4 separate regions of the Homo sapiens genome follow, and all the other regions are linked to region 3. The links are chromatin loops, found by intact Hi-C in ENCODE. Cell type or tissue: HCT116. All regions are shown on one strand. Each heading gives the region's core, and the rest is flanking DNA. Links, peaks and the distances in the headings are about the cores only. Region 1 overlaps LAMA3 (laminin subunit alpha 3). Region 2 overlaps LOC105372016 (a long non-coding RNA gene). Region 3 holds the start of LOC124904263 (a long non-coding RNA gene). Region 4 overlaps RBBP8 (RB binding protein 8, endonuclease).

The links. Hi-C counts contacts between places; a loop is a spot of excess contacts. Peaks named below come from ENCODE experiments on the same cell type or tissue, not always from the same donor. Only the 100,000 strongest peaks of a DNase experiment are listed, where the experiment ranks them.
Region 1: a loop joins it to region 3, with 4 times the contacts of the local background. A loop is called at or near these places in 3 of 110 quality-filtered maps.
Region 2: a loop joins it to region 3, with 6 times the contacts of the local background. A loop is called at or near these places in 3 of 110 quality-filtered maps.
Region 4: it touches region 3 in a loop (6-fold over the local background); 56 of 110 quality-filtered maps call a loop at or near these places.

What each region holds. Positions count from the first base shown.
Region 1 is chr18:23,810,461-23,815,460 of GRCh38, forward strand. LAMA3 (laminin subunit alpha 3) reads left to right here. Exons shown (of 75, transcript NM_198129.4): 13 at 1-43; 14 at 2,597-2,643; 15 at 3,943-4,042; 16 at 4,728-4,780. Among named protein-coding and RNA genes, the nearest start is that of LAMA3, 120 kb to the left of the region's middle. RefSeq lists an enhancer at 1-29. In HCT116, for the core only: a CTCF peak has its summit at 2,292 (motif pointing left); a DNase peak (open chromatin) is centred at 2,271.
Region 2 is chr18:21,911,879-21,918,225 of GRCh38, forward strand. It overlaps LOC105372016 (a long non-coding RNA gene), which reads left to right. Exons shown (of 4, transcript XR_935276.3): 3 at 3,369-3,473; 4 at 4,071-4,865. Among named protein-coding and RNA genes, the nearest start is that of LINC01900, 66 kb to the right of the region's middle. In HCT116, for the core only: CTCF peaks have their summits at 666 and 3,061 (motif pointing right); a DNase peak (open chromatin) is centred at 3,083.
Region 3 is chr18:22,795,533-22,801,879 of GRCh38, forward strand. The region is part of intron 2 of RBBP8-AS1 (RBBP8 antisense RNA 1); the gene reads right to left. It overlaps LOC124904263 (a long non-coding RNA gene), which reads left to right and starts at 2,698. Exons shown (of 2, transcript XR_007066308.1): 1 at 2,698-2,955. In HCT116, for the core only: a CTCF peak has its summit at 3,686 (motif pointing right); a DNase peak (open chromatin) is centred at 3,709; H3K4me3 peaks cover 1,954 bases; H3K27ac peaks cover 513 bases.
Region 4 is chr18:22,980,368-22,986,714 of GRCh38, forward strand. RBBP8 (RB binding protein 8, endonuclease) reads left to right here. Exons shown (of 19, transcript NM_002894.3): 7 at 1,851-2,026; 8 at 4,519-4,623. Among named protein-coding and RNA genes, the nearest start is that of RBBP8-AS1, 50 kb to the left of the region's middle. In HCT116, for the core only: a CTCF peak has its summit at 3,059 (motif pointing left); a DNase peak (open chromatin) is centred at 3,024.

The DNA.
Region 1 (5,000 bases), core at 1-5,000, 1.0 Mb after region 3:
GACAGGTGTCTCTCAGGAGCTTATGATTTCCCCCACTGCCAAGGTAGGAAAGTCAGCAGATTGCTAGAGGGCTGGTTCCTCTCTGAAGTGTGTGCAGCCAGCCTCCCAGAGAAGCCTGCAAATCCCCCACAGACTCACCACTGGCCACCCCCACATCCTGCTTTCACAGATCTAGTCTGCTTGGTTCCTCACCTGTTCAAGTCTGGTTTGAAAACACGTATATCATATATGTACCCTCAAAGGAATCCAGAAATGATTTTTTTAACTAAAAATAATGTAAATTTCCATGTGCTATACATGTGGGTTTCTTGGTTCACATGTCAGTTTTCTGTGGATAGCATTGTGGCATAGGTGACTCCTTTGAGTTAAAGGGGCCATTTGTTGTCTTCTGTCCCGAGGCATCATGCCTTCTTTCGCTCCCAGCTTGTGGTGCTAATGCTGGCAGCACTGTAATGTTTCTAACAGATCCACTTGCCAGCAGGCTTAGCAGGACCTTTGCTGTGTTTCGGGCCTCTCTCCCTGCCCTCCTCTGGCCTTCTGGGGGACCGTGTCATCGTACTTCAGCCCAAGTGTTGGGGAAGGCGGGTGGGATGCACTGGAGTCTATGCAGTTTGGAGAGAGTGCACTGAGGGGGAGATGAAAACCAAGCCTGCAGCTGTGGGACGTGGTTGGTATTCATCCCTCTGTTGATATGAGAGATTAAGGCTTGCCCATGTACCATGGCAGAGGGGACAGAAATGAGATGTCCACAAATTTCCCTGGGCTCCCTGGTGTGTGCAGCCAGAGAGCAGACCAGTAGCTCTTGTCAATTTCGGAGAACTCTTGCTACTGTGAAGAGGTGTTTGTGGAAGGCTGACCCAGACTATCCATCAGGAGAATGTGGTTTCTCAGACCCCTTCCTGCGCTTTGAAGACAGGACTGACTTCATTTCCCAGAATCTTCCTAACCAGAATCCTCTGGAGACCAGGTTTCCTTGAGGGTGGAAGTTGCAGCAGGCAGTCAGAGGTGGGTGCTTGCCTTTCAAAAGGCCTGAAGGTCCCTAGGATGCGAGGGCATCCTGCATGGGTCTGCTCACCTCCATGGGCCTCAGGAGCAGAAGGAAGTGCTGTGGCTGCCTGGCAGAGAAGCTGAGCAGCCACAGTCATCCCAGGGCTAGATGGCAATGTTTGTGTCCTGGAGAGGAACCCGAGGTTGGGCATGGAAAACAAACAGCTGGAAATTTGTGTTGGGTATTACGGAAAAATGCAGGGAACAGGAGAACATCAGAAAAGAAAGAGAGGGCAGGGTGGCTCATGCTTGTAATCCCAGCACTTTGGGAGGCTGAGGCGGGAGGATTGCTTGAGGCCAGGAGTTGGAGACCAGCCTGGGCAACATAATGAGATCCTGTCTCTAGAATTTTTATTTATTTTTGATTTTATTTTATTTTTTTTTGAGACAGAGTCTCGCTCTGTCCCCCAGGCTGGAGTGCAGCGGCATGATCTCAGCTCACTGCGAGCTCTGCCTCACGGGTTCAAGCGATTCTCCTGCCTCAGCCTCTCGAGTAGCTGGGATTACAGGCATGTGCCACCATGCCTAGCTAATTTTTTGTATTTTTAGTAGAGATGGGGTTTCACCATGTCAGCCAGGATGATCTTGATCTCCTGACCTCGTGATTTGCCCGCCTTGGCCTCCCAAAGTGCTGGGATTACAGGCGTGAGCCACCACTCCCAGCCTCTAGAAAATATTTTTTAAAATAACCGGGCATGGTGGTGCATGCCTGTCATTCCAGCTCCTCAGAAGGATGAGGTGAGAGGATCACTTGAGCCCAGGCATTGGAGGTTGCAGTGAGCTATGATCGTGCCACTGCACTCCAACCTGGAAGACAGAGCAAGACCCTGTCTCAAAAAAGAGAGTGAGAGAGAGAATGAAAATCATCAAGGGGAAGCTGAGGCAGACAGAAGCAAACAAAGCCAATAGGGTTAAGGAACAATTTATAAGCAAACAAGATCCTATTATGGATTTATTTAAATGATTTGAAAAACCAGACTCAGAACAGACTTACCCAGTTCAAACACTGTGTAATTGTAATACTGAAACATTGCAAGATCCCAATTTATTGAAGAGAGATTATATTTGGTTTGTAGTGTTATACTAAGTCAGGAAAACAAACCAATTGATTTTATAAATAACTTTAGTACGGGTGGGAACAAGGAGGTGTGATAATTAAAGATGTACTTAGAAATTCTAGAACGTCTTTTAAATGGGCAATTAAAAGTCTCTTGGTACAATATTGCCCTCTTCTGGACAATACTAATGATGCTCAAAATTTTAGAATCTTTCCCTAATCTCCTCCTTCATCATCAATTAGAAGTGAACTGTCATGAGTAGACAGGATAGGGATTTGTTCAGTGGCAAAAGAGGTAATTTGGGGATTAAGGACCATAAATGTCATTCAAGATGCCTGACTATGAATTGCATGCAGACTTTGCCACACATCTATCGAAAATATAAATGTAGATACACTATTTTTGAAAACAAAACGTTTAAAACTTGAAACATCAAAACAAAGAGAAAAACAAACTACCAGATAATTTAAAAATTTCTGAATCATATTCAGGTTCCAGCAGTGCTTGTGACCCAGCTGGTACCATCAACTCCAATTTGGTAAGTAGACTATAAAAGGGTTGCAATTCTAACTATCTCTATTATTCTCATGCATATTAAGGACTAACAGTGTGGGCACTTCCAGAAATTAAAATAAGACCCAAGGCTAAATTGCTTAAAGAGGTCATTGTTGTTTTTCAAAGAGCATATGTGATTTTGTGATTTTTTTTTTCAAAAACAAAAGAATAAGATTTAGTTAAACTTGTTACTCTGGAGTCCTAGAGTTTAACTCTTACTGCAGGTTTGTAGGTTACTCAGAGGGTGTTGCCTCTGTGGAGCCCTGCATGTAAGTCTGACAAACATAATTAATAACATTGAGAAAATCAATGGCCAAGGACACATTAAATAAAGTTGGCTGTGTACAAAATAATTACAATTTATTTTATATTATTCCAAGCACAATACCATGGTATTCTGAACATTTTTTTTCTTTTTCTTTTCTTTTCTTTCTTTTTTTTTTTTTTTTTTTTGCTCTTGTCGCCCAGGCCGGAGTGCAGTGCCGCGATCTCAGCTCACTGCAACCTCCGCCTCCTGGGTCAAGCGATTCTTGTGCCTCAGCCTCCGAGTAACTGGGATTACAGGCACGCCCCACCACACCTGGCTAATTTTTGTATTTTTAGTAGAGATGGGGTTTCACCATGTTGGCTAGGCTGGTCTCGAACTCCTGACCTCAGGTGATCCACCTGCCTCAGCCTCCCAAAGTGCTGGGGTTACAGGCGTGAGCTACCACACCCGGCCTATTCTGAACAATTTTCTGAGATAATTTAGAAATTGTCTGTCTTCTTGGCCTCAGAGCCTAGAGATGCCGACTTCCAGGCACAGAATGGATGGAGTGAAAGAGGTTCTGCCATCCTTCCCATAAGCCTTGATGACATTGATGCAAGGCTGTGAATCTTGCATATTACAAAAGCACTCTCAGATAAACAATTCTTTACTGATTTTCAACATGTTAAATATTCAGACATTTTTTCTATTTAAATTGGTAGTCTATGCTGTAACAGTATCAACAGACACTGACAATGTTATAAATAAGAGTGATTTTTAAATTTTCTTTCTCCTTATTTTCCAGTTTCTTTTTAACCACAAATGCGGATTACATGCATAACAAATAAATGAATAAAAATAAACAAAAGCAATTAGCAGACTGTTGAAATCAACCCAGTATTTTTTCCCCCTGGATACACTTAATTACTTTTCATGACCAAAATATGTTTCTGTGACAAGTCTTTGCTCACGCACAGGTTTGAAAACATGTCTTAATTCCAAGATGTCAAATGTTTGTTTGATTTTCATTCAAAGGGGTATTGCCAATGCAAGCTTCATGTTGAAGGTCCTACTTGTAGCCGCTGCAAACTGTTATATTGGAATCTGGACAAAGAAAACCCCAGTGGATGTTCAGGTAGGTTTCTTATATGTCATAATTTACTATATTATAATGTTCTCTTAATTTTCTCTGCCTCAGTGACTAAATCCACAAAAGAGCTATTTGTTGAATCACTTCAATTTGACAAGATTCTATGTAATGTTCTGATGTTTTCCCCCCACTTTTGACAGAATTTCTGTCACTTTCAAAATCTTAGCAAGGGATTTCTATCCTGTTTCTGTATGTATTTTGTTGTTTGAGAAGGCAGCTACTTGATAAATGGTTTTTATGTCCTTGTTTTTATAATTTACTTTTTCTGGTTTAATTTTAATTTTATGCTTATATCAGAGCCAGTATAAGGACTTAAAAACACCGAGTTAAGGATACTGAATAACCTTGAATAGAGTGTATTTTCATGCATGCATATCAGTAATGACCTCGGCATTGGAATCATTCAAAAATCCCATGATGTTGCAGCTTTTGTCATGAAGTAGCCATGAACTAGCTGTTACTTTTTGTAAATGGATAGTGTGGATTGGTCTGTTCTGCCAACTTCAGAAAGCAGTCTAATTTTAGGCCTCAGCGATGCAAACTCTCATTCTGTTGAACTGCGCTGGCAAGGCCAACTGCACACGTTGTGTTGCAGCTGTGTAATGTTCCCAGAGCCAGGAACTGTCTTTTGTGTCTCCCTTAGTTCAAGGATGCTCTCTTATCTCCACAGAATGCAAGTGCCATAAGGCGGGAACAGTGAGTGGAACTGGAGAGTGTAGGCAGGTAAAGTGGGCTGAGTTTTCATGTGACAACAGCAGAATGCTACAGCAACTGCTTGTGGGGTTTCTGGGGGCGTGTGTTAGTACTTCTGTCATTCTACAGTGCATGGTAATCCTTTCCAGATCCTGGCTACACTGCTTCCTATTATACAGTGAGGCAGTTTTCAATCTTGAAGATTAGTGAATTCTGTAATTATATCAAATGTTGTCATCTGGCTCACTGT
Region 2 (6,347 bases), core at 613-5,612, 880 kb before region 3:
AGGGGAGATTTTATTGTCATCCAGGTGTTAGAGGCTATTGTGAAAAACCTCTATTTTATTAATGTCGGGAATGACATGCTGTGTATTTCAGCCTGATCTATATAAGATAACTTGTTGTGGTAATTAAATTTTATTTTAAAAATTGCAGAGAATATGAAAAATTCTTTTTAATAGACTCATTTGACTTAATTTCATTTTTTACTTTCCAAAAAAAATTATTTTTTAGGGACAGGGTCTCCCTCTGTCACCGAGGCTGCAGTGCAGTGGTATGATCATAGCTCACTGCAGCCTCCCAACACCTGGGCTCAAGCAATCCTCCCACCTCAGTCTCCAGAGTATCTGGGACTACAGACTTGTGACACCATGCACAGCCTAATTTAATTTTCAAAAATTGTACATTTTCAAGGTGTACAGCATGATGCTTTGATATACATGTACATAGTTAAATGGTTCCAACAGTCAAACCAATTATTAGGTTGGTGCAAAAGTAATTGCGATTTTTGCCATTGACGTATCAGAGCCGTTTCTGCTGCAGCAGGTGAAGTGGATCTTTAGCCTGCCTCCACAGAAGCCTGTGTGTCTTGCTGCTAAAACCAGCCTACCAGTTTCCTAGAATCACAGCCTCCCACACCAGTGACCCTGGCTGCTGCAGCCTGTGGGGGTCACTGTGGGCTCTGTATTGGGAAGGCTGGAGGGGATGGGATTTGGAAGAAGCAAGTAGTGATTGGAAGTGGGTAGTGCCCAGGGTGTGCTAGGGCCAAAAAAGCAAAGGACTAGGAGGATCCAGACTTCAAGCTGATTGGGAAAATCCCATGTCTCCCTTTTCCTTTTAGATGTCTGTACCTTTCACTCATTTTTGATGCTGGTAAAAAGAAAACCAGAGCTGGCCATTCCCAAATCCTTTACAACTGCCCCTCCCGGGTTCTTTGTGTTTGCAAATGTAAATGCTAAAGGTCAGCAGGGTTTAAAGCACCTTTTTACCTCCAGCCACTTCCTTGCCCCTTAGAGGCCCAAGCTGGTTCTGAAAAAAGTGTCCAGCAGGGAAAAGCCTGCACCAACCTACCCACCATCACCCCAAATAAATGAGGGCCCAGAGCTTTGCATTGCTTGCAGCTTCTGTGCCTGACAGGCCTGCACTCTGGGTTTTGGAGAGGCCTTATTTCCAGCTGGTTACTAAGGCTGGTGCTGCCTCCAGGTGTGTTATCAGGAGGAGGACAGTTTAAATAGGGCTTATCACTGTGTATTCAATCAAGGTTTATGAGGACTGATAAAGATGTCACCTAGTTGCTTCGTGTGTTCATTAAAACTCTATTCCCTGGTGGGGATAGAAATGCAGGGGGGTTTGTTTTAAAAATTTTTAAACAAAAATTTTGGAACAACTACATGTTGTTCTTTTGATAAAGATGGCGCTGTGGTCAAGCCCATCTGTGTGATCAAACCCACAAAGGAGTGAAGGCAGTCCTCTCGGGCACAGTGCATTCGACCTCCACCTTCCCCGACAATACAACAGTCTTTAATACCATAGGTTATCATAATTGCTTATTTAAGAATTCAATGAACAGCACCACCCTTGGCCTAGGTGCAGCAATAAGCCATTGTGTGCTTTTAATTTTGTGTCCTTTTATATTACTGGATCATTATAACAAAAAGATATTTGTTTTAGTGTTTTATTTTAATAAAAGATTTCTAACTAAATGTGTTTGCCATAGTCCCCCTTTCATAGTCCCTCTTCCTCTTCTACTAGATAGAAAAAAAAAAGCAAAATAGCCCATATTTCCTTTACTAAACCCATAAGTTTGTACATCTAACTAGAGCTGCAGGGAGCATAGTGCAAGAAATGGGCGCTGCTCTGAATGGCTTTGTGTTCTGTGAGCCTAATTGCTGCTTTATAATGAGACCCAGTGTCTCTCAATGGCTCATTGAATATATTTTCTGTTTAATGTTACTAAAGAAGAATTGCAGAATGGAGAGTAAAAAATGTTTTAACTTTTCGGGGTTTTTTCCCCCACCTCCAGTTCAAAAGGCACCATTGCTTGCTGACATCTTCTATCTCCAAACCTATTAACGCTATATGACTAGTTAAAGATAGGGATTTGCTAGCAGGCTACATGTAGACTTTACCTGCATTCTGAACATTTTTAAAAAACAATGTTCAAGTTTACTAAACAAATATTTAAGAGTATTATAATTTTTTTTGAGACAGAGTCTCACTCTGTCACCCAGGCTGGAGAGCAGTGGCATGATCTCAGCTCACTGCAACCTCCGCCTTCTGGGTTCAAGCGATTCTCCTGGCTCAGCCTCCTGAGTAGCTGGAATTACAGGTGTGTGCCACCACACTGGCTAATTTTTGTATTTGTAGTAGAGATGGGCGTTCTGCATGTTGGCCAGGCTGGTCTTGAACTCCTGATCTCAGGTGATCCACCTGTCTCAGCCTCCCTAAGTGCTGGGGTTACAGGTGTGAGCCACTGCACCCAGCCCATAAAATGTTTAACTTTCATCAGCTTCAAGGTTTATGTTTCTCCCAAATTTTGCATACAGCTGAACTTTCAAATCTGCTGACACCCACTGAATTGATTCCACTCTGGATTTTAAGGTGTCAATTTCCTCTTGCATGTTTCTTTGCTTCTTCTAACATTTCTTGTGTTTCTTCTTGAGAATGGCTAATGAAAACATCACCAATTTGATAAGGTATCATTAAACAGTCATCATCTGCAAGCATGAGGTCATCACAAGCATCTTCTAAGTTTTGGAGTTGCTTCTTTTTTACTTCTGATGAATGTTTTTGTTGTTTTTGTAGAGGCAGGGTCTCCCTCTGTTGCCCAGGCTGGTGTCAAACTCCTAGGCTTAGGTGATCCACCTGCCTGGCCTCCCTAAACACTGGGATTACAGGTGTGAGCCATTGCACCTGGCCTTCTCTGATGTATGTTGACCATTAAATATAAGTGTCTTGGGGGATAAAATTACTTGCTCGTTTAATGTTATTTAAATTTGATTTTTTTTTATCTTGAAACTTGTGGACATGCCTTATCTCCACCACTGGGGGTCAGGCTCAGTATGGGGAATTTCTGCTCATTCCATCCCACAATGCAGTTCTTGGGGGCAGCAGAGGGAAGAGGAGTTAAGTAGACTGAATAATGAGGAATGATGGGAAGGTAGAGATGGTGGGATGGGGAGGGGTTGAGAGAAGCTGAGAACTCAAAGGGAAGACTGGGAGAACTGGGACTGCAGGGAGAAGTTAGGAGGGGGTGACATTCAGGTTCAGACCCCAGGAAAATCCTAATGTTGAGGGGAGGGATGCTTATGACTTTTTTGTGTCTGATGATGGCCAAATGCTGCAAGGTCCTTGATGAAATTGCTAATTCTCTTAGGTTGCATCTCCCCAGAAGACACCGAAACAAGGATTTCAGTGCAAGTTGTTTCATGGGAGACTTCAAGAAGCATCAGGGTCGATCCCAGCACTTTGGGAGGCCAAGGTAGGAGAACTGCTTGAGCCTGGGAGTTCGGGACCAGCCTGGGCAACAGAGTGAGACCTCATTTCTACAAATAAAAAAATTAAATTAAATTAAAAAATAGAAGCATCAACAAGAGAGTAGAGAAGAGATACAGGGGAGAGACGGAAACCAGTGGAGGATGTGATCTTGAGCAGCTCCTCTTGTGGGCGACTGGGCCTCAAGCTCCCTGGGGGGCTCTCGGAATTGATGAAGAACCAGTCTCAGAGTCTCTTTCTTGAAGAGCGAGGAAGCTGAGGCATTTGATCACTAACTCCTTCTAACTTGTCCTCATCATTGGCTGACAGCTACTCCCAGGGGTAGCAGCTCCCTGGAATTTCTGACTTGCCTTGTGAGCAGCATCGGCTGCCTGTGGGATGCAGGAGGAGTACAGGGGACTGTGGGCACGGCACTGACGGCGTCCGCAGCACTCGTGTCACCTTCTACCGTATGCATTTGAAAACACTTGCCATCACTTATTAATATGATTTATTTATTGTGAATATCATACTGTATTTATTAATTCTAGGATGGCTCTCTGCTTAACACTTCTTAAATTAGAACACCTCTTATAATTCACAGGACATCTTTCAATGGCTCCTGGCCAACTGGCAGCAGAATTTTACCTTCCTGTGCATGAATGACCTTGGATATTATTCTTGGTGGCATGACTGGACACCTGCAGCCTCTTGATGTTTCCAGTCAAAAAGGTATTTAAGAGCCATTTGTCAGGCGGACCACTTGAGCCCACGAGTTTGAGGCCAGCCTGGGCAGCATAGTGGCACGCTGTTTCTAAAAAACAAAACAAAACAAAAACAAAACAAACAAACAAACAAACAAAAAACGAAAGAAAGGAAGAAAGAAAGAGAAAAGAGCAGTAATATCTTCATCACTGGTCATTGGTCATTGTCTTTAAAACAACTTTCCATCGATATCTTCTGGGGAGAACAAGAGAGCACTAGTGTCAAAACTTCAACCAGCTTGGAAGAAAATTCTGGAGATAAGAGAGCAATAATTTTTTAGGTTGAATCACATAAGTTTGCCATCTTTTGGTCAAAAACAGTCTAATGAGCAATTTCACTTGGTTCCACTTACAAGAAAAGTTCCATCTCTAACACTCTTGATGGGACTGTGTGCAGAAATAAGGGCATTGACAAGTCGGAATTAAAACATAATCTAGAAGGGTTGCATTCTGAATATAAAAAGTTTTAGGAATATTTAAACCAGTTTGTTTTACTTATATTTTCCTTCTTTATACATATGACAAGAGTAATATTTTTTAAAAAATTATTTAAAGGCCTATTCATAGCTTGAAAAAAAATTCTTGCAGTAAAAGCATTTGCAAAAATATGAAATAAAATTTGACATGACAAGGAAGCATTATATCATTAATTGGCAGCTTTTCTTCCTTAGTGACGTAAAATAATGACATCATAACAATCAAGGAGTGTCTCAGATTTTGTGAAATATGATTTATCCCGCCATGGACCTCAGAGGCAGAGAGTGAGGTTGATCATAATTCTTGGTTTCAGGTCATATTTTCACCAATGGTTTGTGCTAGACCTATCTCTGATTTTGTCATTGAATATTGGGTGATAATTATCTCAGTCATATAGATAATAGAAGTGAGAAATGGGGATAAGAGGGAAAATTAGGGTGAGATATTCTAAAACCTTCTTGGTTTTAGACATTGCAAATATCTTCTCCCATTTCATCTTTTAACTTCATCTATAGTATATTTTGTTAAACAAAAATTCCTAATTTTTATGTAATTGAGTTTTTTAACATTGTTGCCTGGGAGCTCATGTTTTTGAAGTTTTGTTTAAGGAGTCCTTTTCCTGTAGGTCACAAAGATTTTCTTCAACATTTTCTTGTTTTGACTTCATAGTTTTATTTTTCATTCCTAAATTTTTTAGTCCGTCTTGAGTCCACCTTTGTTTGCGATGTTACGTGGGATTGAGTTTTATTTTTATTACAGTAAAAAAGTTTCCCCCAGGCTTCTGCTAAACAGACTTTCCACCATTCACTTATGGTGCCACCTTTATCATATGTTAAATTCCCACATATGCATGAGGGTATATCTGAAGTCTCCTTCAGTTCCATTGGTCAGTTTGTCTGTTCATGAGTACATTACCACACTGCTTTTATTATTATAGCTTTTAAATATATCTTAATATATGCTAGAGTATGTCCCCCTCTTCAATCTTATATAAAGTCAGTTAAGACTTTGGGAGGCTGAGGCAGGCAGATCACTTGAGGCCAGGAGTATGAGACCAGCTTGGACATATGGTGAAACCCTGTCTCTAACAAAAATACAAAAAATTAGCTGGGCGTGGTGGCACACGCCTGTGGTCCCAGCTACTTGGGAGGCTGAGGTAGGAGGATCATTTGAACCTGGGAGCCAGAGGTTGCAGTGAGCTGTGACTGCACCACTGTACTCCAGCATGGGTGACAGAGTGAGAACCTGTCTCAAAACAAACAAACAAACAAACAAATAAAGTTAATTATGTATTTTTGGTGGATACTTCTTCCATATAAATTTTAGAATGTGTTTATTGAATTTCTTTAAAAGTCCAATTGGAATTGCACTAAATTTGTAGATTAATTTGGGGGAGAACTCAGGGAATCCATCCAAGAGGATGGCATAGCTCCCCACTAACTCAGCTCATTTTGTACATCCTTTGTTACAGTTTAAAATGTTTTCCATCAGAGGATTTATAAATTCTTAACTTAGTAACTTCTCAGTTACTATATATTTTTTGTTGCTGTTATGAATAATACTATATTTTAAAAAGTGATGTTTCCTAGGCAGTTATCATTAGTTTAGAGCAGAGATAGGGACGCTTTTTCTGTAAAGGG
Region 3 (6,347 bases), core at 828-5,827:
GCCAGACTCAAATATTGTATGACTCCCCTTATATGAGGTACCTAGAAAAGGCAAATTCACAAAGATAGAAAGTAAAATAAAGGTTATTGGGGTTTGGGAAAAGGAGGGAATGAAGAGTTATTGTTTAATGGGTACAGAGTTTCTGTTTGGGGTGATGAAAGACTTTTGGAAATAGTGATGGTTGCACACCACTGTGAATATAATTAATGCCCCTAAATTGTATACTTAATAGTTAAAATAGCAAATTTTATTATAACTATAATATACAAGTATATTATATATATAAATTTATATAAATTTCATATATTTATATATGTAAATATAAATATACATATATAGTGGCATATATATATATGTCACAACTTTTTAAAAAAGAATAAGGTCTAAAAATATCTTTCCCCTGTGAAAAACACTGTTAAGAGAATTAAAGGACAAGCTACAGAGCAGGAGAAATATTTGCAAATTACATATCCATTAAAGGATTTGTATCCAGATACTTCACCTCAGAGGATGTAAGAATAGCAAATAAGCACATGAAAAAATGTTCAATATCATTAGCCCTTAGGGAAATGCAAATCAGGATACTACTACAGGATGAGATACTATTACACACCTATTAGAGTTACTAAACTAAAAAATCACGACAAGACCACATACTGGATGGAACAACTTAACTCTCATATGTTAGAGGTGATAATTCAAAATGTTACAGCCACTCTGGAAAACAGTTTGGCAGTTTCCTATCAAATTAAACATGTACTTATCCAATGACTCATCAGTGGCACTCCTAGTTATCTACCCTAGAGAAATGAAAACTAAAATGTTTATAGAAACTATTTATAATCGTCAAATCCGGAAACAACCCAAATATACTTCAATGAGTAAATAGTAATAAACATACTGTGGAGCATCCATCCAATGGAACACTACTCAGCAGCAAAAAGGAACCAACTATTAACATTGTCTTCGTCAAGACTGCTATATACCATAGACAGGATGGCTTAAATGACTGACATATTTCTCACAGTTCTAGAGGCTGAGAAGTCCAAGATCAAGGTGCCCTTAGATTCAATTCGGTTCTTGGCTAAGGCCTTCTTCCTGGCTTGCCAAGAGCAGCCTTCTCATGGTTTCCTGACAAGGAGGAGAAAATGAGTTCTATTTGGTGTCTCCTCCCCAGCTTTTTTTTTTTTTTTTTTTCTCTTGAGACAGAGTCTTTCTCTGTCTCCCAGGCTGGAGTGCAGTGGCGCGATCTCAGCTCACCGCAACCTCCGCCTCCCAGGTTCAAGCGATTCTCCTGCCTCAGCCTCCCGAGTAGCTGGGGCTACAGGCTCCCGTCACCACGCCCGGCTAATTTTTCGTATTTTTAGTAGAGGCGGGGTTTCACCGTGTTAGCCAGGATGGTCTCTGGTCTGATCTCCTGACCTCGTGATCCGCCCACCTCAGCTTCCCAAAGTGTTGGGATTACAGGCGTGAGCCACGGCACCCGGCCTCTTCCTCTTTTTATAAAGGCACTAATCCCGTTGAAGGACTCCACCCTCACAATCCAAACCTAATTATCTCCCAAAGGCCCCACCTCCTAATATTACATTGAGGGTTAGGATTTCAACATAGGAAGTTGGGGTTGGGCATAAACATTCAGTCCATAGCAGATACACACAACAACATGAATAATTATCAAAGATAGTATCCTAAGCCAGTCTCAAAAGGTTATATGCTATACGTTTCCATTTATATGATATTGTGGAAAAGGCAAAACTATAGGTACTGAGAACACATCCGTAGTTGTCAAGGGTTAAGGTGGAGGAGGATAGGACCATAAAAGGATAGCATGAGTTAGTATTTTGGGTGATAGAACTATTCTGTATCCTGATTGTGATGGTTATTGCATGAATTTATATATGTTAAAACCTCTAGAGCTAAAACTCTCCCCAAAAAAGTCAATTTTGTTGTATATTAATTTAAAAAATTAAAAGATGGTGTTAGATTCTAGTTAGGGAGCAAGAGTATCAGAAAAGGACATTTATGTAAACCTAAGTGTACTACAAGCCGAGATCATTACCAGTTATAACTAGGATATAGCGATTGTCTATTTAAGGGAAAGAATTTTTTTTTAAGTAATGGAACTACGGTTAACCTTACAAACTTCAAAATAGTAAAATACGTAAAGAGAAATTAACACTAGCCTGTGAATCTGGTAGTGGGAAGAAGATTCACTGGCGGAGGAATAAGGAGTCCTGCTCAAATATCAGACTCCAGAGCACATCAAATGGAGCCTGAGCCTGAAGATGAGTGTAACGACAGAAGAACGTGAGCAAGAGTCAGATCTGAAGAATGGAGAGGCATTTCTTCACTGTCTCCCCTACTCCTTTTTTTTTTTTTTTTTTTTTTTTTTTTTTTTTGAGACGGAGTCTCGCTCTGTCGCCCAGGCTGGAGTGCAGTAGCGCGATCTCGGCTCACTGCAAGCTCCGCCTCCCGGGTTCACGCCATTCTCCTGCCTCAGCCTCCGGAGTAGCTAGGACTACAGGAGCCCGCCCACCATGCCCGGCTAATTTTCGTATTTTTAGTAGAGACAGGGTTTCACCGTGTTAGCCAGGATGGTGTCGATCTCCTGACCTCCTGATCCGCCTGCCCAAAGTGCTGGGATTACAGGTGTGAGCCACCGCCCCTGGCCTTTTTTTTTTTTTTTTTTTTTTTTTGAGACAGAGTCTTGCTCAGTCGCGCAGGTTGAAGTGCAATGGCGAGATCTCGGCTCACTGCAACCTCCGCCCCCCAAGTTCAAACGGTTCCCCTTTTGAAGAGAGCAATTCAGAGGGCCATTAACTATATAAGCACAAGAAAAGTCCAAAGATCCTGGAGCTACCTAGGGAACAGAGCTCCAAAGAAAGCCTCCTGCGTGGAAGCTTCCCTGAGGAAGAGCTGATAACACCTTAAACCTCCTCTGGATTCAAGTTAAAGGTGAGAGGGAAATTTTCCAGTGGAATCCTGCCCAGCAGTTAATTACAAATGGCAAATTTTAAATCATCTCTGCTTTGGTGTTCTGTGTTAGAATGGAAATGGAGATGGACAAACTGTTTACTTCTTTCATTTACTTTGTAGCGCTGGGGTGAGGGGACTCTAGGCTGTTTTGTTTCAAGGAATTGTTTAAACTTTTTATTAAATTTTATTTTAATCAAGACGGAGTCTCGGTCTGTCACACAGGCTGGAGTGCAGTGGCGCTAGCTCGGCTCACTGCAACCTCCGCCTTCTGGGTTCAAGCGATTCTCCTGCCTCCCGGGTTCAAGTGATTCTCCTGCCTCAGCCTCCCGAGTAGCTGGGATTACAGGCGCTCAACACCATGCCCAGCTAATTTTTGTATTTTTAGTAGAGGTAGGGTTTCGCCATTTTGGCCAGGCTGGTCTGGAACTCCTGGCCTCAAATGAGCCTACTGCCTTGGGCTCCCAAAGTGGTGAGATTACAAGCGTGAACCACTGCATCCAGCTCAGATTTTCAAAGTGAGGGTAAATTCTAGGAAATAAAACAGAAGATTATAGAGGTGAATAATTTAAGAATTTTAATTAATGCATAGAAAATAATAGTGCATAGTGCTGGTGTCTTAGAATATGTTTACTATTCTTTGAATATTTATTTCTGAAATTCGTCCCTTCATTTGACAGAGCTGTATGTGGATTACTACAAATGTCCACCAGAGGGAGACTCAAGACTGAGTTTTCCCCTTGGGGTTCCTTCAGGTTTAATTAGTACTTGGGCCAAAATCTCTACCACATGTTGTTATAGGGAGGCAATCCAAGACGGCGAAGAGATTTATGGTTCTGGAATGAGATAAAAGGATAAATAAAGGGATGGTTCTATCCTTAAACATCCCTGCTTTTTCTCTGGGGCTTGGGTCACTTTCTCTTACTGATCCTCTGAGGTTTGCAAAACTGAGTTATTTGTCTGCTTTTGAAAGCAAAGCCCTTAGGATTCCTGGCACTATCCACGCTGAAAAAAACCGTAGGAATACTCCCACCCACTAGCAAAGAAATGTGTCATTCAACTCACAGGAGGCATTTACTAAATTCAGGAGATCCCTCCAGGGATTATAATGTTCTGCCAGAGCCAAAGGCAATCTAGTCCCAAGCCATACCATGGAATTTGGTAGAGGATGGTTTTAGTCTTCCCTGAAGTCTTCATTTGTTAGTTCATTCAACAAAGAGGAAGACTTTATTAAGAGGCAGGTATTGTTTCACTTTTTAAAAGATATCTCTAATTATAGGAAAAATCTAATAATGAAATGAATTTATCATTAACATGCAAAAGCTGTTCTAAAACAGATTTCTGAATAGAACATGTTGTTGGTATAGTTTACATTTGAGATTTTAGGAAACACTTTTATATCACCTATTATGTGCAAAGGGGAAAAGCTTTTTGACAAACAGATATTAACATAGAAGTACAACTATGAGGCACTGCTGTGATTTTCCTTTTCAGAGTTTTGTTTTTTAATAAATCAGACATAGATGGTTGCACAATTACTTTCTATTCATGATCACCTAATTTCCCACATTAAGCCCTGAAACCAAATCTTGAAAATGAAAATAAAATTAGACTGCAACCTGCCACCCACTAGGGAACAAACACCTCTACATGCCTTGGCTACAAATTTAACAATAAAAAAAGACTTTAAATCCCACTTTAATATCTAGGACTTGGGGGTCTGGGGTCAGGTAAAAGCAGGGTAATAGCAAAGGAGTGATTTTTCCCTTACTTCTAGGTTAAGCAGGCTGGTTGTACGGGGAAGCAGTGACTGGTAAAGAGTTAAAGCTCACAGAGTTAACTCACTGGTTAAGAGTTAAAGCTGGTTAAGAGTACCAGCTCACAGATTTGCAGTGAGAAAGAACCCAAGCTCTTAGCATCCTTTTCCTTGGGCTCTAAATCAGTTGTGGGAAACAGTGAAAGGTAACATACAGGACAGGATTTTTTTAGCGAGATCACCTTCAGCCATGGTTTCTGATGCAAAATGTTCTCCCGCCAGCACCCAAGACCATAGATGCTGTGGCGGTGGTGGCAGCAAACACTGGGCATGCTTGGACGGGCAGCCACAGGGTTGCCACGGTCTCGGCAGGGTCTAGTAGACAGAGGTCTTGTGATATCTGCTGGGAGTCATGGGAACAAGTGGGAATTTATCTTTGGTTCCAGAGAACATAAAATGACCCATTTCTTCCAGTTGCGCAATAAAAGAGAAACTTAAGAAGGAAAAATGAACCAGTATAAAATGTAAACTTAGCTGTGTCTGTTTTGGTCCTAGAGGAGCAAAGGTGATTGGATTGACTGCAGAGACTATGACACCTCGCCATTTCCTCTTGTCCATAAACAGACACAGAATTGCAAGAACTTTTACGGCCAAAGGTTAATCATAGAAAGGGATTGGTTTCCATCTCCAAGAAACAAATCCGTACCAGAAATCTGATGACATGTTCCTGGATGGACCATAAAAACCATTTTCCTAAATAACATCAGCTGACTCTCTGGATTCTATCTTTGGGACTATCCTCAAATTCATTAGGGAAATCATTATATTGAATCAGTTTAATTTTACCAGGGTATCACACCATTTGCAAAGCTATGTCATACAATCACATAGTCAGTATGGATGAAAATACTATTAATTAGAGATAAGCATTTGTCCAAGAACTTGCTGTAATAGGATCTTGTGGGGATTTATCAAATCTTGTGAGGATTTATCGTAGTCCTTTGCCAATCAGAAACACAAAATAGATTTAGATGTAAAAATGGAGTTCTCCATCTTACAGGAATAGGTCCTTGTGACTTTTTCTTTCTAAGAAAAAAAATGAGCTCATTTCATTATTCTCACCCTCCTCTCCTGTTTAAAGAAATCTGATCTGGTAGGAAATAACAAGCAATGAGCCTTAAATTTTAGTATTATCTTTTTAAGAGTTTCTTAAAATTGCCTTTTGAAAGTAGTTCAGGCTTAGGCCCAAAAATAATTATACTTAGGTCATAAAAACAGAATTTCTAATATGCAAAATTCTTTTAGAAAATCTTTTAAAACATAATAACCATGTAAACCTTACTCTCCATTTCTTTATGAAGAATGGAAATTAAACATGATAAAATAATCTAATTTTGGCCAGGCACAATGGTGTTTGCCTGTAATCCCAGTGCTTTGGGAGGCTAATGTGGGAGGATCACTTGAGCCCAGGAGTTCAAGACAGCCTGGGCAACACAGCAAGACCCTGTCTCTACAAAATATTTAAAAATTAGCCTGGCATGCTGGTGCATGCCTGTAATCCCAGCTACTCAGGAGGCTGAGGCAGGAGGACTGCTTGAGCCTAGGAGTTCAAGGTTAC
Region 4 (6,347 bases), core at 754-5,753, 180 kb after region 3:
GAGGTTGCAATTTTAAACGGTAAAATTCCAGCAGACTTGAAGGAGATTAGAGAGATAATTAGGTATGTAGGTATCTGGGGATGAGCATTCCAAGCAGGTGGAACAATTGGTGCAAAGAACCTAAGGTGGGAGTATGCTTGGTGTGTTTGGGGAACCTCAAGGAAGAGAGTGTGGCAGGAGTAGAGTATAATAGGAAAAAAGGTCAGAGAGGAAAAATGGGAGGGGCACCATCAGGTCATGTAGGATCTTCATGGATCAAAGGACTTTGGCTTGTGTTCTCAGTGAAATGAGCAGATGTGACAGGGTTTTCATGAGATTTCATCCATATGACTTAAGTCTTTTTGGGGTTTTTTTTTTTTTTTTTGGAGACAGGGTCTCACTGTGTTGCCGAGGCTGGAGTGGAGTGGCATGATCATAGCTCACTGCAGCCTCGACTTCCTGGGCTCAGGCAACCCTCCCACCTCACCCTCCCAAGTAGCTGAGACTACAGGTGTGTGCCACCACGCCTGGCAAATTTTTTAATATATTTGTACGTAGCAATAGGGTTTTGCCTGGGCCTCCCAAAGTGCTGGAATTGTAGGTGTGAGCCACTTATGTCTTTTTTTTTTTTTTTTTTTTTTTTTGAGACGGAGTCTCGCTCTGTTGCCCAGGCTGGAGTGCAGTGGCACGATCTCAGCTCACTGCAAGCTCCGACTCTGGGTTCACGCCATTCTCCTGCCTCAGTCTCCCGGGAGCTGGGACTACAGGCACCTGCCACCACACCCAGCTAATTTTTTGTATTTTTAGTAGAGACAGGGTTTCACCGTGTTAGCCAGGATGGTCTCGATCTCCTGACCTTGTGATCTGCCCGTCTCAGCCTCCCAAAGTGCTGGGATTACACGTGTGAGCCACCGCGCCCGGCCCCAATTTATCTCTTAATAGGACTCTTGTGACTGTTGTTGAGAGTAGACTATAAGGGGGCCTAGATAAAAGCAGTAACAGAAACTCAAATTTTGAAGCCTTCTTGTAGACTATGGATAACACATTTGGTTAACAATGTGTTATTGTTAGGGTCTGACTGCTGAGATTTAAATCCTGACTCTGTTACTATTTTAGTAAATGACTTCTGTATCTTCATTTCCTCATTTGTAAAATGAAAGTAGTAATACCTCACAGAGTTGTGATAATTAAACTCATAATTTAAATAGTGCCGGGCAGTGTAAACACATAACAAAAATTGGTTGTTATCATTGTTAGTGTTCTCATCCTGTATTTGTCAAGCATGCTAATTCTACTACCATGATGTTTAACGTTCTTTCCTTTCCATATGTACTTAAAATATTCTAGTTCAGACCGCAGACAGAGCGGCTTGCCTGGACTATTATAGCCACTAATTGATTTCCTTGCCTCCTGTCCTTCTGTCCCAATCTTGCACAATACTGTTAGATTGTCACATTATATCCAAGCTCTAAAACCTTAATTTCTTTCCTCTTGCTTTCTACATTATGTGCACATTGAGCTCATGGCTCTCGTTCATGTAATTCCAGCTTTCCCTTCTCCAACATAAGTACACAGTACTGCATGCCTTTCCTCAGACTGTGGGTTCTCTCCTGATCTTGTCTGCAATTTGAAATACTTTTAATTTCACCTGAAGTGCTATTGACTATACTTTCTACTTCACTTCTCACATAGTATTTCCCACTGGGTACTGTAATCATTCGTGTACTTATCTACTTAGGTTTGGAACATTAGATGCAAGGGATTACATCCCTTAGAGCTTCATGTTTGTGTTCTACTGTAACTCCATGCCATGTAGTAAATGTTTTAATACTCATTGAATTGATTTTCTTTCCATTGTCATTCTTCTCTAGGAATGATCAACAGCATCAAGCAGCTGAGCTTGAATGTGAGGAAGACGTTATTCCAGATTCACCGATAACAGCCTTCTCATTTTCTGGCGTTAACCGGCTACGAAGAAAGGAGAACCCCCATGTCCGATACATAGAACAAACACATACTAAATTGGAGCACTCTGTGTGTGCAAATGGTAAGAGTTGGAGTTGTATTTTAGTTCTCTGGTTTTGTAAACCAGTGTTCATCTACTAGTTTTTATGTTATTCAATCTAGTGATAAGAAGATAGTCACTATTCTGGTATCCCATGGTACAACTATGAGTTTAACTTCTATTTGTAAAGTGACTGAGAAGGCGTTTTCTGCCCGTGTTATGTATAGATACGTGTCATCTATATGACATGTAAATATACCATATTTTATAAATGTAGTAAATAGTTTCTTTTTTCTTTTTATTTTAAAAATATTCCTATGTGTATATATCCAAGTGGGATAGAAGGAAAAAGGAAAGGAACTTAATGTTAATTTCTACCTCCTGTGTACCAGGTATTATGCTGAGTGATTTGCATGTATTATTGCTATGTTTTAATTCTCGTAACAGGCTTGTGAGATAACTATCAGCTCTTTTGTTTTATAGATGAGGAAAGATATGTTTAGAAAGGTTAACTCACTCAAGGTCAGCTATTATGTAGATGAGTCAAAATTCAAATACAGATCTTCTTAGCTCTGAACTTTCCTACTCTCCAGGTCTTGCCACATGGGTACTCCTGCCATTGGAGCTGTCTGTAACTGGCTATTTTTATTTGTTGTAATTTGTAGGAGTTAGTGGTAATCAAGAAATGGTGTTATAATATGTACACTTTGTGGCTTTTCAGTGACATGTTTCTAATTCCAGCCTAGTTTATCATTTCTGCTAAATGCTTTAAAACTGTCTTTTCACATAGTCCCAAAATTTGTTATGTGCCATGATACAAGTATTACTTTTAGTATTAATCTAAAGCAAACAGTAAAGACTTTAATTTTTAACCTAAACTATTTGCAACAAGGAAAGCATGGGGGACGGGGGATATATATGTACTACTATATTTGTATAATACAAATAAATTGTTGACAGTAAATATGCCTTTAAACAAATAAGCAGATCTTATTCTTAGATGTTGGAACATTGACAGTTTTCCCCCACTTTATAAGCGTTTGTATCACCATCTAGTGGAAAACAAAAGAACTGTTAAAAATCCTACACTTAAATAGGAGCTAAGTTAAAATGTAAAATCATAGATCTAAAATGAATATCCGTTGACCTTTTAGTTTGCTATCAGACAGGACATGAATCATTAAAGATAATCACTGCATAATTTACATCAGGTTTAAATTCACAAATAAGAATATCTAGAAAACAATTCCATATTAGGAAAGTCTTTTGTAACCAATATAAATGCTTCTGGTTTATTTCTTCTTTGTATGAAAGCAGCATGTAACTATTTAGAAATTTAATTCACTTGCTTTAACCTTGTTCTGATCATTTTTTACTTGGAATCTGAAATTTGGTTTTAAGATGTACGATAACCTTGAGCCATACAAATGATTTTAAAATAATTTTAAGGCCGGGCACGGTGGCTCACACCTGTAATCCCAGCACTTTGGGAGGCCAAGGTGGGTGGATCACGAGGTCAGGAGATCGAGACCATCCTGGCTAACATGGTGAAACCCTGTATGTACTAAAAATATAAAAAATTAGCTGGGCGTGGTGGCACACGCGTGCAGTCCCAGCTACTCGAGAGGCTGAAGCAGGAGACTTGCTTGAACCCTGGAGGTGGAGGTTGCAGTGAGCTGAGATCATGCCACTGCACTCCAGCCTGGGCAACAGAGCAAGACTCCATCTCAAAAATAATAATAATAATAATAATTTTAAATGCTTTAATGACTAATTAGTCCTGTTCTCTAACTTCCCTTGCTTGCTTATTTTAAGGTTTATAATGCTTTTTAATATTACTCTCAAGTTATAAATAGTAAAACCATTTCACTTTACCTTGTCCTTATTTTGGTTTTCTTTGAACTAAATCTTTAAATATTGGAGTGATTTCTGATAAAGCATGCTTCAGAGTTTCCTTCCCGAAAATAGAAACTCTAAAACAAAGATCATGGAGATAAATGATATAGTATACATTAGATTGATTGATCATTTGTTTATTGATTGATTATTTGAGATAGGGTCTCACTCTGTCATCCAGGGTGGAGTACTGTGGTGTGATCTGTAGCTTACTACAGCCTGGAACTTTTAGGCTCAAGAGATCCTCCTGCCTCAGCCTCCCAAGGTGCTCAGATTACAGTCATGAGCCACTGTGCCCAGCCCAGTATACCTTTTTAAATTAACCTGCTGATTTGTAACAAATATAAAAAGAGAAGTAACACTAAAATGTTACTACTCTAGGCAATTTGGGTTAGAAGAAGCTGTCTGTTCTAGTCCCCTCTCTCCCAATGTCTTAACTTAAACAGCTTTGTTTCTTAGTGAAATTAAAGGAGCTTACTTCTTAGAATATGATAATTATGTCAATAAAACAGTACTTATATTGGATTTAAATACAGATAATACATAAAAATTTTAAATATGAATAAATAAAAATAATTTGATAATGCTTTTCATCATCATTGTTTATTGTGTAATCTCTTATTTTTTTCTCCCCTTAGAAATGAGAAAAGTTTCCAAGTCTTCAACTCATCCACAACATAATCCTAATGAAAATGAAATTCTAGTAGCTGACACTTATGACCAAAGTCAATCTCCAATGGCCAGTAAGCAAGATACTGAGATTACTTTACAAGTTTAAAATTGTGGTTATTGGTGGGTAACAGTGACCCACAGTCTAACTTAGACAATATTTTAAAGGTATTTTCCATATAATTTTGTTTATATTACTAGTTTACTATCTTTTTCATATTGGAAAGTAATGTTATCCTATTCATATAAATATCCCTAATCATATTAATATAAATTACTAATAATTTTAAGTAAAGAAGGCTTTACTGTGATTTACTTATTTGTTCAACAAATATTGAAGCATCTGTTGTATACCAGGCACTGAATAAAACAAAGCCCTTGTCCTCATGGAGCTTATGATCTAGTTGAGGGAGAAATAAAATTTATGTCAGATAGAAGCAAGTGCTCTGAAGAAAAGTAAAGCAGGGTAAGAAGGGATATTAGAAAGCCTCACTTGTAAAGTGATGTTTGCATAGGGACTGAGGGAGGGAAGTGAGTCACGTGGCTATCTGGGAGAAGGGCACCCAGGCAGAGAAATTAGCAAGCCCGGAGGCTTTGCAGTGAAGATGCCATTTGGTTTGTTTGAGGAACATTAAGGAACCCTGTGTGGCTGGAGCAGAGTGAGTAAAGGGGAGATTGGTTTGGACAACAGGAAAAATAGAGTTACCATTTACTGAGATGGAAGACTGGGAGCCGCAGGTGTATAGGTTGGGGCGGGGGTGGTTAAAATTAGAAGTTTGGTTTCGGTAATATTCTGTTTGAAATGCAAACTCAACATTCAGGTAGAGTTTGGATTCATGAGTAGATGTGAGTTAGAATTTAGAGAAGTTGAGGATGGAGACACATATGGAGGTCATCAGCAGGTAGATGGCATCTAAGCCATGAAACTAGATGAGATTACCAAGCAAGTGATAATAGATGGGGATAAGAAGAAGTCCAAGTATTGAGCCTTGGGGAACTTCATTATGTAAAGTCATGATTTTCAACTTTTCTTTTGTTGAACAACCCCCACCCCAGCATTTTTAGACATTTCCCCCCTCCCCCCAGTCCCTTCCCTGCTGGAATTTTATTACTGCAGATCTACTGTATATCTGTTTAGGTGATACGTGTATGCATGTATGTCTGTGCTTTATACATAGTAAGGTTTTTTTTGCTCCCCCCTGCCCCGAACCATTTTTCACCCCCTTAGAGAAAATACTGTAGCTGTTGAGGTTGCGAAAATGAGTAGGAACCAACAAAACAGAGAAGGAGCTGCCAATGAGATAGGAAAACTAAAAATGATGTCCTTTAAGCCAAGTGGAGAGAGGACGAAGAGGTGATCAACTGTGTTTAACAATGCTAATAAGTCAAGTAAGATGAAGACTTCTTAGAATTGACCATGAGATTTGGTTGCATGTAGATCATTGAGTGTTAAACTAGTAACATGATAAAAATTGTTAAGGTGTAATGGTGACCATCTGAGATCGGTCTCATGTTCAAAGGAAACTAAGGACAGAGAAAGTGGAAAGAGCACACACAAACAAGTACTCCCAAGACATTTTGCAGTAAAGAGGAGGAGAGAACAGGACAGTGGCTAAAGAAGAACATGGGTCAAGGGAGGATTTTTTTTCAAGATGGAATATTATAGCATGATCGGCATTTATTTATGTTGATAGGATGATCAAGTAAATAGGAGAAAATTAATAATTCTGGAGAAAGAGGGAACAATTGCTACATCCTTAAAAAGGTCAGAGGAGATGAGATCCAGAGCCCAGTTGGG